Regions from separate parts of the Homo sapiens genome. Here all the other regions are linked to region 1. A link is a contact called in ENCODE Hi-C or POLR2A ChIA-PET data. All regions are on one chromosome and are shown on one strand. The core of a region is the stretch at or near the end of the contact, and the rest is flanking DNA. Distances in the headings are between cores, read along the strand shown.

Evidence for each region. A loop is a pair of places that touch in the nucleus more often than their neighbours do. ChIA-PET counts read pairs that join two places held with the same protein, here RNA polymerase II (POLR2A). Pooled maps may share reads with other maps.
Region 2: a pooled map shows a loop between it and region 1 (3-fold over the local background). The contact joins the enhancer-like site here to the promoter of NMNAT1 in region 1. A Hi-C loop is called at or near these places in 1 of 50 pooled maps. POLR2A ChIA-PET finds 5 or more read pairs at or near these places in 2 of 52 experiments (GM12878 and HepG2).
Region 3: a pooled map shows a loop between it and region 1 (2.9-fold over the local background). The contact joins the enhancer-like site here to the promoter of NMNAT1 in region 1. A Hi-C loop is called at or near these places in 1 of 50 pooled maps. POLR2A ChIA-PET finds 5 or more read pairs at or near these places in 4 of 52 experiments (A673, B cell, CD8-positive, alpha-beta T cell and 1 more).

The regions. Positions count from the first base shown.
Region 1 is chr1:9,941,191-9,945,079 of GRCh38, reverse strand. NMNAT1 (nicotinamide nucleotide adenylyltransferase 1) reads right to left here and starts at 1,605. Exons shown (of 5, transcript NM_022787.4): 1 at 1,565-1,605. It overlaps LZIC (leucine zipper and CTNNBIP1 domain containing), which reads left to right and starts at 1,689. Exons shown (of 8, transcript NM_032368.5): 1 at 1,689-1,831; 2 at 2,298-2,456. RefSeq lists enhancers at 1,520-2,089, 1,357-2,556, 2,090-2,660.
Region 2 is chr1:9,160,815-9,164,703 of GRCh38, reverse strand. The region is part of intron 1 of MIR34AHG (MIR34A host gene); the gene reads left to right. Among named protein-coding and RNA genes, the nearest start is that of MIR34A, 11 kb to the right of the region's middle. RefSeq lists an enhancer at 450-779 and silencers at 1,710-1,779, 1,930-1,999. Within about 2 kb of position 1,649, at least 31 of the 41 ENCODE cell types and tissues checked have a DNase peak (open chromatin) inside an H3K27ac peak, as active enhancers do; they include GM12878, where a contact is called at or near this core.
Region 3 is chr1:10,509,370-10,513,258 of GRCh38, reverse strand. The region is part of intron 2 of PEX14 (peroxisomal biogenesis factor 14); the gene reads right to left. Among named protein-coding and RNA genes, the nearest start is that of PEX14, 36 kb to the right of the region's middle. Within about 2 kb of position 2,283, at least 19 of the 41 ENCODE cell types and tissues checked have a DNase peak (open chromatin) inside an H3K27ac peak, as active enhancers do; they include A673, B cell and CD8-positive, alpha-beta T cell, where a contact is called at or near this core.

The DNA.
Region 1 (3,889 bases), core at 356-2,855:
GTATTTTTAGTAGAGATGGGGTTTCACCATGTTGGCCGGGCTGGTTTTGAATTCCTGACCTTAAGTGATCTGCCCGCCTTGGCCTCCCAAAGTGCTGGGATTACAGGCATGAGCCACTGCACCCGGCCGACTTTTGCAAAGGAAATTCTTTGAATCTGAAGTGTCTTGCAAGGTAGAGGCTATTGCAACCATTTCAACTAGTGTGTCAACAGTCTTCTCTAAGGTGGGCTAGAAAAATGGTTTCATATTCAAATTGTAACTCTGAAAAACAACTGATGGTAATAAAGAGATTCCATAATCAGACAGAACTAAGTGAAACAATTAGTTTTGGTAGAGTTCTGTGGTAATCATAGTTAGAAGTTTATCCTGGGTAGCTGAAATATAACTAACTTCAGACTCCAGGCCTGTCGGTGGCTTGTGCCAATCACCACAACACTTTGAGGGGCCAAGGCCAGAGGATCGCTTGAGCCCAGGAGTTCAAGGCTGCAGTGAGCTATGATCACACCACTGCACTCCAGCCTGGGCAACACAGCTCTTGTTTTTTAACAAGACATTGTTACTTAAAAAAAAACTGCCCTGATGAAACAATTCTACCATGAACACTGATGTTGTTCTGTGGACTACTTCAGGAAGATGGACTAAGAACATCATTAAATAGTTCCAACCAGTTTCTGGGTAATTTTATTTTTAATTTTTTGTTATGAGGGTCTTGCTATGTTGCCCAGCCTGGGCTCAAATGATCCTCCCACCGCGGGCTCTCAAAGTGCTGGGTTTACAGGTGTCACACCGCGACAGCCAAGGGTAACTTTTTTTTATTTTTATTTTTGAGATGGAGTCTCGAACTGTCGCCCCGGCTGGAGTGCAATGGCGCGATCTCGGCTCACTGTAACCTCCGCCTCCAGGATTCAAGCGATTCTCCTGCCTCAGCCTCCCGAGTAGCTGAGATTACAGGCGCCCACCACCACGCCCAGCTAATTTTTTGTATTTTTAGTAGAGACGGGGTTTCACTATGTTGGCCAGGCTGGTCTCGAACTCCTGACCTCGTGATCCGCCTGCCTCGGCCTCCCAAAGTGCTGGGATTACAGGCGTGAGCCACCGCGCCCGTCCAAGGGTAACTTTTTAAGAGCTGCCCTACAGCTCATTACCTCCTTCTCAAGGAGCATGAGTGTCAAACCACCTCCAGCAAAGTAGATGTAGTCTTTTACAGATTTGGAAAGAAGGATTTAGGAGGAAAGGGAAGTCGTTCGGAATGAAGGATTTCCTCCTCTGACGCCCAGCCGTCCCCCGTTAAGCCTAAAGGTGCCAGACCTCAAGACTCTTCTAGAAAGAGATTTTTCCTTTCCAAGGTGAATCCATCTGTTCCGAAGGTCAGAAGCTATTTTACCGAAGTTTTCCGTTCCACTGAAAAAATTAAGGGTCAATCAAAGCTCCTTGCCCCAAACCTGAATATGAGCTTGCCTCGGGTCATATTCGACTCTAAAGACTCCACCACACCATCCTGGACTCCCCTATATCTAGGACAAAAAGCGACCAGTTTCTCAGGGGCTCCTTGCGGGGAGCTTACCGCGCCCTCACTGTCCGCCGGCCCGAGTGCTACCGGAGATCACCAGCGGCCCGGACGCCAGCGAGTGGAACATCTCGGTCGCACTCTCATTGGTTCCAGGGGGCCGGAAGTGCGTGCGTCCAGCGGAAGTGCTCCCCCGGCGCGGTCCGCCAGGCCAGTGCCCTCAGGTAGGCGGGGCCCCTGGCCCTAAACTCTGGGACTGGCGGGCGGTCAGGCGGCACAGGGGGAATCCCGGGGGCCTAAGGAGGTTGTCCCAGTTTTTGTCAGGTAGGCCCGGAAGGAGTTTCGGGGACCATGGGTTTACGGCTACCTCTGGTGGCAATTGGGGCCTGTTGGAGCCCGGCCGCCGCGGGACCTACGTGCCGGACTTCAAGTTCCCGCGTGGGGTGGGATTTGCTGCGGTGGCCGGAGCTGATTCTTCACCCAGTCCTGTTGGTTCTGGGCCAAACCCTCCTCACTTTCAAGGAAGAGGCGTGCTCTCCGCCCTTACCTTTTCCAAGCCTCTGGGTTTGACGCCATCCCTCAAGGCGTGTCCGGATGCGGGATTTTCCTCAAAGACCCTCTCGGCCTCGCTAGGAAGAAACTCAGAAAGGCTGCGGTAGGCGCAGTCGAGGGGGAAAGTGCCCCCGCCCTTGATGTCTCAGGCTGCTCAAGTGGAAGTTATCTGGACTGCCTTAGGGCAAGTTTATATATAGCAAATAAAATTACTTGTTAATGGTTTCCTTTTTTCCAGCATCTCCACCCCGAGGTGGTTTGAACTTTGAGCCTTTTGTAGTCCTGATGAATAATTTCATTTTCCTCAAGTTTATGACACTCGGAACGTCAAGAACTGGAGGTTTGTGCAATTTGAGACCGGTCGGCACTGTGCAGAGATCAGAGTACTAAGAGACAGGTGAGCATGAATGAGGACCCTCCGCTCCAGATATAGTGTCTGAGAGCGGTTTCTGTAGTTTCGTAAAAGTGAAAAGTGCACCACATTTAGTGACTACTAGGTGGTGCCAACGAGTTAATCTTTCGGGGATAAATCTCAACTAATGTAGTACCAGGTTAAGGCTTTTAAAATGCACCCATTTTTACTGAAATGTATTCAGAATAGCTTTAGCTCCTTAAAATATGTTGAGCCTTTATATACGTGACCAAATTATCGACGTTCTATTCTGTATTAGGTACTGAGAAAGCTGAGAGAGGAATCAGACTCATATTCTGTTCTCCAGAGTTTAGTCAGAGGAGATAACGTATTATAATAAAATCATATATAATTAAAGGCAGAAATAAGTGCTAAATAGAGAATAAGATTTGAGCTGGGCGCGGTGACTCACGCCTGTAATCCCATCACTTTGGGAGACTGAGGCAAGTGGATCACCAGAGGTCAGGAGTTCAAGACTCGCCTGGACAACATGGTGAAACCCCATCTCTACTAAAAATACAAAAATTAGCCAGATGTGGTGACGCATGCCTGTAGTCCCAGCTACTGGAGAGGCTGAGGCAGGAGAATTGCTTGAACCCAGGAGGCTGAGGTTGCAGTGAGCCGAGATCGCGCCACTGCACTCCATCCTGGACGACAGAGCGAGACTCCGTCTCAAAAAAAATTTTAAAAAAAAAGATTTGAATGCTAAAGAAGAAGCAATCAATTCTCATTATTCATCTACCAGTTGTTTATTCGGCACTTTTTGTCTGTCCAAGATTGTGCTGGATGCTGGTGTATAAAGAAAAGGTAAAGGCCGGGTGCGGTGGCTCACGCCTGTAATCCCAGCACTTTGGGAGGCCGAGGCAGGCAGATCACGAGGGCAAGAGATCGAGACCATCCTGGCCAATATGGTGAAACCCGTCTCTCCTAAAAATACAAAAATTAGCTGGGCGTGGTAGTGCGTGCCTGTAATCCCAGCTACTTGGGAGGCCGAGGCAGGAGAATCTCTTCAACCTGGGAAGCGGAGGTTGCAGTGAGCCGAGATCGTGCCACTGCACTCCAGCCTGGCGACAGAGTGAGACTCCATCTCAAAAAAAAAAAAAAAAAAGGTAAAGGCTAGGCACGATAGCTTACACCTGTAATCCCAGCATTTTGGGAGGCTGAGGCAGGCGGATCACCTGAGGTCAGGAGTTTGAGACCAGCCTGGCCAACATGGTGAAACCTCATCTCTACTAAAAGTACAAAAATCAGCTGAGCGTGGTGGCGGGCACCTACATTCCCAGCTACTCGGGAGACCGAGGCAGGAGAGTCACTTGAACCCAGGAGGCAGAGGTTGCAGTGAACCAAGATCATGCCACTGCACTCCACCTGGGTGACCGTGAGACGCCATCAAAAAAAAAAGAAAGAGGAAAGAAAGA
Region 2 (3,889 bases), core at 400-2,899, 780 kb after region 1:
GATGTTTAGCGGCATTCCTGGCTTCTACCCACTAGAAGCCAGGAGCACTCCCTACCCTTCAATTGTGATAATCAAAAACGTCTGGGTTTTTTTCTTCTTTTTTTTTTTGAGACAGAGTCTTGCTCTGTCACCCAGGCTGGAGTGCAGTGATGCGATCTTGGCTCACTGCAACCTCCACCTCCCAGTCTCAAGTGATTCTCCTGCTTCAGCCTCCCAAGTAGTTGGGATTACAGGTGTGTGCCACCATGCCCAGTTAAGTTTTGCATTTTTAGTGGAGATAGGGTCTTGTCATGTTGGCCAGGCTGGTCTCGAACTCCTGACCTCAAGTGATCTGCCCGCCTCGGCCTCCCAAAGTGCTGGGATTACAGGCATGAGCCACCACACCCGGCCCCAAAAATGTCTTTAGATATTGCCAAATGTCCCCTGGGTGACAAAATCATCCCCCAAACTGCTGGATTAGAGGCTTTGGAAATGGATTTTCTGTGACCACTGCTTCACCATTGTAAGCTGCCTCTCATTTGGGTGCAGTTTTCTTTGTTCCTTTTCCAAAAAGCTGACCTCATCGGGCCCATTTGTTTGTTTCGTTGACTCACCCAGTCTAACCGCAAGCAGCCTTCCTCCTCTGGGGGATCCCAAATGACTTATCATGGGACTTTGTATGTAAATTTCAAAGATTATTTTCTACTAAATCAGAGGCAGAAATCCTCAACTTCTTTTTTAGCAGCCTTGGTAAATACTTCCTTAGAGTGTTTAAGGGGCGTGCCGCACTCCTGCTGGTGGTCTGATTGTGAACACCTTTGCTGTTCAGTTCCCTGAAATCGCCAAATATTTCCCTCTCCTTTGGGTCTCAGCCCAGTGACTAGCGGATGATCTAAGGGCCAGGGCGGTCTGAGTTGGCTAGTGCACCGGGGATTTTCTTAAGGCCTTTGACCCGGGGACTGGTGTGGGAGGAAGGCAAAGGCCTGGTTGTTTATGAGCAAGGAGGAGTCAGGTCCGAGGATGGAGCCCTTCGGGGTCACTGCCCTGGGCCCTGCCCCTCTCCTGCACATCAGGCCCCTTGGACAAGGCCCGTGTGTTTGCAGGACCCTCTTGGGGCAGCAGAGCAAGGGCTGGCTTTGAGAGAGAGCCTCACTTTTTTGTTTTTTTTTTTTTTTTTTTTTTTAAGTAGAGACGGGGTTTCTCCATGTTGGTCAGGCCAGTCTTGAACTCCTCACCTCAGGTGATCTGCCCTCCTCGGCCTCCCAAAGTGCTGGGATTACAGGCGTGAGCGACCGCGCTCGGCCAGGGCTTCACTTTCAAGCTCAGTGCTGCTCTGAGGGGTGGACACAGCCCTGATGTCAGTAGCTGAAGACCTGCCTGGCCACACTCAGCAGCAGTTAGCCTTCTCCTCCCGCGCCCCGTGAACAAGGCTGTACCCTGGGAGGTTGGGCTCTGTCTGAATTCCATCACAGGTCCTCTCCTGGGCCTTGCCCTGCTTTGTTGCCTCCTTAGGAGGATGTCTTCTGGTTTCCTAGGAAGGGCTTTATATCTTAACATCCACCCTGCATTCAAAACCCAAGTTATCAAGACCACAGGGCACCACAACCCTCCTCTTGGCCTTGCGGTTTCTATTCTTCAGTGACTCCCAGAGGTTTGGCTTGATTGGCAGCTTAGAAGCACATGATTGAACTTGAGCAGTGGTTGAAACTCAGAGTCAGATGCCTGACCCGCCCCAATCCCAGGCACAGAGTCTGACCTCACACCCAGGCTGTGCTGTGTACTCAGTTGTTCAGTATCGACTTGAGCTTGACGGGCATCAGGGGCCAGGGAGTGAAAGGGAAGAGAAGCCAAATCTGGCTGCTAAGGGCTCTCAGTCCTGGAGGGCAGGAAAATAGTGGCCTTGCCGCTAGACCTGATGCCACCTGCCCCTCCAGCTGTACCCCCTCAACACCTTGGGTAATACCTCAAGCCCCACGTCCTCTTCCAAGCCAGATAGGACCCCAAGTGCTGGGTGATCCTTATTGAAGGGTAGGGACAGGAGGGACCCGTGGGATTGTGTGTGCTCAGAGCGGAGTTCAGGGGCACCTGAGGGCAAACTGTCTCTTTGCTCCCAGGGCTGTCCTCCGTGCCTTTACCTGTGCTGGGCCCTGGCAGAGCTCTGAGTCTTCTGGATTCCAGCGTCCATAGTAGCTAGTCTGTCCACTGCTGGAGAAAAGCTGCTTTCCCAAAATAGCCACCCAGGGGGAAAGAGCAGCCCTGGAATTTGACCCTGACGATCACCGTGACGGGGCTGCTGGCCCCACCTGGCCTGACCTCCACGACATCACGGAAGGACTGTTGGTTAGTTGTGGGGGCCAGGATTTTTCCTCTGTCCCCCTCCCCTCTTCTTCTTCCCTTTCTTCTTTCTCTCTGCCAGCTTCAGGTTTGAAATTCCAGTGACACCGAGGGAGATGCTCCAGTGCCTGTCCGGCTGGGGGGCAGGTCACATGGTGGGAGCAGAGAGGGGAGGGCACTTGTGCGCCTGCACCTCTTGGCAGGTGAATGCACACCTATGGAGGGGCCTGGGTGCTGGCAGCGAGCCCCGCTCCCTGCGGCTGTGCCAGGCCCAGAGGCGGCAGCGAGCCCAACAGGTCAGACAGGTGGAGCCAGGCTGGGGAAGCTGCAGGACCAGAGCTGACATCCGATCAATCCAAGGTCCTTCTTTGGCCCACAGAGCAGGTAACCCACCCTTTTCTTTCTTTTTTTTTTTTCTTTCTTTCTTTTTTTTTCTGGTTTAATTCACTGACAACTTTAGGGAACATTTACAACCCGAGAAAAAGGCCATTGAGATTGGGGGGCAATCGCGAATTGTTTGGAGAGGGATTTGTGGTGTTTTGTGTGGAGGAAATTTGGCCTCGGCATTAGAAAAGCATTTCTAATTTTCAGGTCTTTGATTCTGAAAGCAGATTTCTTATGGAGCCTGGGTGCTGGGTGGCATATTGGGGAGGCAAAGCCCAGAAGCCATGAGGGTTTTCCTGTGACTGCTGATGGAACACCGTGGGAGGCTGTAGTTTGGTGGCCTGTTTGCCTCCATAAGGAGGGGTTGGGGCAGAGACAGGGTGGTCGGGGGACTGCTCCGCGACAGGACTTGGCTGTATGGGGGAAGCTCTCCCAGTTCCTATCAGAGAAACACGTGGAGGGCTGGACTCCCTCCAAAATTCAAATTTATGCTACAGGCCCTTACTGGGGCTGGATTTTACTTGGAGATTGTTTGGAGTTTTGAAATCACCTCTCCTGGTAAGAAGACTCGGTCTCCTGTGTTCTTGCCCCCTCTGTATCTTGGCCAGTGATGGTTCCCTTAGACAAATTGATGGGGGATTTCTGGCCTGAGGACAGGAAGAAAAGGAGCCCAGGTCTGTTTCAGTGAAGAACAAGCCCAGGACACCCCACCTGAAACTAGGACTAGTTTTGCCCAGTTTGGCATCGTTGAAAACGCATTTGCCCTCTTCCTTGAACCAGGCTGTGCCTTCTTCTATCTGTTTCCCTGCCATGGAACATCACCCAAACATTTTACTGGGAAGGGGAGGGGTAAGAGCAGATACAATGCTTGTCTGAAACCCCCGTTGCATGGCATTCTTTGCAGGGACAGGACAGGGGAGCAGTTTTTGCTGTTACCGAACCCTTTGTGACAGAGATGCTGTTTGTTAAGTGATTTGCTTTTTTACAAAAAAAATTCCAAGGTAATTGATGATGACACAGTTGCTTAGACTATGGAATATACCAGTTAGGATTCCTTCAGCTGCAAGTAAGAGAAAACCTTACTTAAAATGACTTAATCAGAACAGTAAACATTTTTTAAGGCTAGGTGCAGTGGATCACGCCCATAATCCTAACACTTTGGGAGGCTGAAGCAGGAGGATCCCTTGAGCCC
Region 3 (3,889 bases), core at 1,034-3,533, 570 kb before region 1:
CAGCCAGGTGGGTGAAAAACAGCATTCTATGTGGAATCCTACCCCAGTGTATATACAGAACTCACTTTCAAAACTCACAGCCATCAATTTGTTAACTATTGTGAAAACACGCTATTTTCTCCCACTCACATCATAGAAAACACTCTCACACTCTCCTTCATTGGAGGCATACAGGAAAAAAAATGTATTCTAATATAAGTCAAAGGATGGCTCACCCTGAAGGCCAAAAGAGACCAAAGGCCTTTTATAAAAGAAGGAAAAGGGCCGGGCACGGTGGCCTACGCCTGTAATCCCAGCATTCTGGGAGACCAAGGTGGGTGGATCACGAGGTCACGAGATCCAGACCATCCCAGCTAACACGATGAAACCTCATCTCTACTAAAAATACAAAAAATTAGCCGGGCGTGGTGGCACACGCCTGTAGTCCCAGCTACTCAGGAGGCTGAGGCAGGGAATCGCTTGAACCCGTGAGGCGGAGGTTGCAGTGAGCCGACATCACGCCACTGCACTCCAGCCTGGCGACAGAGCAAGACTCCATCATAAAAAATAAAAGTTAAAAAAAAAAAGAAGGAAAAGAACAGGGAGCATTTCATTTAAAAACGATCCTATGCATCTGAATATATTGTTCTTTTTCATTATAACTAGCTACTTCTAAAATTAGTTCAGTTGGATTTAAGGATTTGACAAATGTGGAATATAACCACCGACGCCAGTGCAGGTTTCCAACCAACACCCCTGAAGTTAATGCTGGGATTCTGCTATGCTTCAAAGCAGGCGAACATCAGGGATCCACCCCACCTTCATTAAAATTCCACAATCTGTCTGCCATCCTTTGGATGAATCCACAGAAGTCTCTGTTTCCCTGGCCAGGTGTTTCAACACCCAGCAATGCTCATGTCATCAATCAGGTGACTTAGTCAAGTGCCACAGTGTTGGGTATCAGAAAAAAAGATCCAGAAAGTCCTGGTCTGAGAGCTCTAGTCCTTAAAAATTTAGACTTGGGCCAGGCACGGTGGCTCACGTCTGTAATCTCAGCACTTTGGGAGGCCGAGGAGGGCAGATCACGAGGTCAGGAGGTCGAGACCATCCTGGCTAACATGGTGAAACCCTGTCTCTACTAAAAATACCAAAATTAGCCGAGCGTGGGGGCAGGCGCCTGTAGTCCCAGTTATTCGGGAAGCTGAGGCAGGAGAATGGCGTAAACCCGGGAGGCGGAGCGTGCAGTGAGCCAAGATTATGCCACTGCACTCCAGCCTGGGTGACAGAGCAAGACTCCGTCTCAAAAAATATATATATTTAGACTCAACACCCCACCTAAGCCATAAGACTGAGCAGAAATTCTAGTATGTGACACCTCTGGAGAGAAACAGGTTAACACAATCAAGCCTCTCTTCTGGCAATACACGTGTTGATGAGGTCCTGCAGTCCACAGAAGACTTGGAAGTCAAAGAGGTCACAGGTCCCAGAGACCACAGAAGTCAGAGGTCCCACGGGCCACAGAGGTCAGAGATCTCACAGGCCACAGAAGTCAGAGGTCTCACAGTCCATGGAATTCAGAGGTCCCTGGGTCCACAGAAGTCACAGTCCCACGGTCTATGGAAGTCAGAGGCCCCACAATCCACAGAAGTCATAAATTCTAGAGTCCACAGAAGTCAGGAGTCCATAGTCCACAGATGTCAGGGGTCCCTCCATCTCTAGAAGTTATAGGTCCTACAGTTCATGGCAGACTTTCCTAGGAAAATTTAAACTCTGATGTGCATGGTCATTTCCATTTCTAAACCCTACACAAAAATCTGAGGGGAGACACGCTCAATCAGATAGCATTAAAGCTGGAAAGAACGCACCATGATGTTAGCAAAAACCACTTCAACTACTCATGCCATTAGAGTCATCAAAGGGGGGAGGCAGGAAGGAAGGGAGGGACAGAGAAAGAGACAGTAATGAAAGAGAAAATAAGTCTGAAAAGAAAGGAGAAAATAGAAATATAAAAGATTAGAAAAAACAGGAGATAACAAAATAAAAAAGACAAAAACCTCACTTTGGCATTTACAGTTTAAAGCTGTCAGGGCATTTTATGAAATGACAGTTGCAATAAAACAAATAGAATGGTGAGTCATCTGGGTTCCAACTTCTGAGTCAAAAGGGGCTGTTTCTAGACAAACCAGCAGCTCTGCTGCCTGCACATTTAACGATGCCTATCGGTGCACCACAGCTACGGAACAGGATGTGGAGAACGAGGAGGTGGGAGTGAGCATTGTCTTTACTGGTCCCAGTGTCATTGCAAATAAAGACTGTCAAGATTTAAACCATAATAATGGAAAGGCTATAAAGGTCTCAGTTATAATGTTTCCTCTGATGTTCCCTTTCATAAAATGGCCTCTTTATGTTGCTTGCGTAGCAGTCATCCACTGAACATCGGCATATGTGTGGCCCAGTGGGAATGTTGCACCCTAAGTTCCTAGCAGGACGCCAGGCAGCAACTGTGCAATCCAACTCCTTGGCTCATCATCTCCATCGCACATAAGTGAGCACACACACTCACTCATTCCACAAATATGTATGAGTGCCTATTTTCTGCCAGGAGCTGAGCAATACGGTATATGCCCAACCCATACAGGGCTTAGCAAAGTGCCTAGGTGCCAAACAGCCAGGAAACACACATGCAAAATATATACGGCCATACAACACAGGGACTCCTTTCCTACTTTGGCACCTAAAAGTCTTACATAAGTGCCTGGCAGCCTAGCAGGAAATGGGACTTTTCCTTCTCCATGCCAGAGCAAAGTAGATAAGCTGGAACACAAATCAGATAAATGCTCAAAAAGGGGGCTTAATATGGTGCCCACAAAGACTTGCCTTTACTTGGACACACCAGACAAAAATGCACAGAAACCTGCTGTTTCAACAGAATTATTTATCTGCAGCCTGCCATCTAACCATTCTAGGCACCAGGGAACCTCAAAGGAAAATACAAACAAAACCTCTGCAAATTAATACTTTGTAGACATGCCAAGGAGGCATGAACTAAGAAAGACACCAGCAGCACGTGTAGGGATGAAATGAGGCTGAAACCTGTAAACCAGGGAGCCGTGTGATGCAATTAGAGATGCCAAAGTCCAAAATTAGGAAAGGATCGATCTAGTCAAGCCCAACTTGGTGGCAGGTAGAGAATAACTCACATTTCTAGGTGGGCAGCCTGTGCCAACCACAAACCATCCCTGGGCTGCCTTCCCTGCTGATCTATAATTGGTGGGTCAGTGATGGAGCTACCAATTATCTTGAGGCCCCCTGTATTTAGTTCACAGACAAAGGGAAGCAGGAGAGACCAGTTAGTAATGAGTAAGTAATGGCCACGAAAATACATTGTATTATACAAAGCTGCTTCGGCAGGAAAAGCCATTTGGAAAATAAAGCGTAAAAGAATAAAATAAGCTGGAGAAACTCAATTTTCTCCTCCCTTCCTCCCAAAGCCACACTTAGGATAAAATGAGGTTTGTGCAGGTTAATCCTTAAGAGGTAAGAAAAAAATGATTAAATACATTTAAAAAATCAATTGTACATTAAACCAAATCCAGGAACTGCAAAAACAAACACGGCAGCGTTCCTCCAGCCGGCATTAGCTCTGCCAGTCTGGTCAGTAGGGGATACCCCCACCTGATGGAGCCCGCTGAGGTCACAGAAGACAAGCAGAGAGGAAGGGGAGAGAACCAGGGCTGGGGAGTGGGATGGGACCACAGATCTGGATTTCACTGGAACTGAAGTTATTTCTAGATATTATAAAGAAATAAAATGCCTTACAAATGGGGCTCTGGGGACCAGGCTGAATTCTTCAAAAATCCAATAGAAATAATAATAATGAGAATCATTTGATAAACAGAAATTATAAACC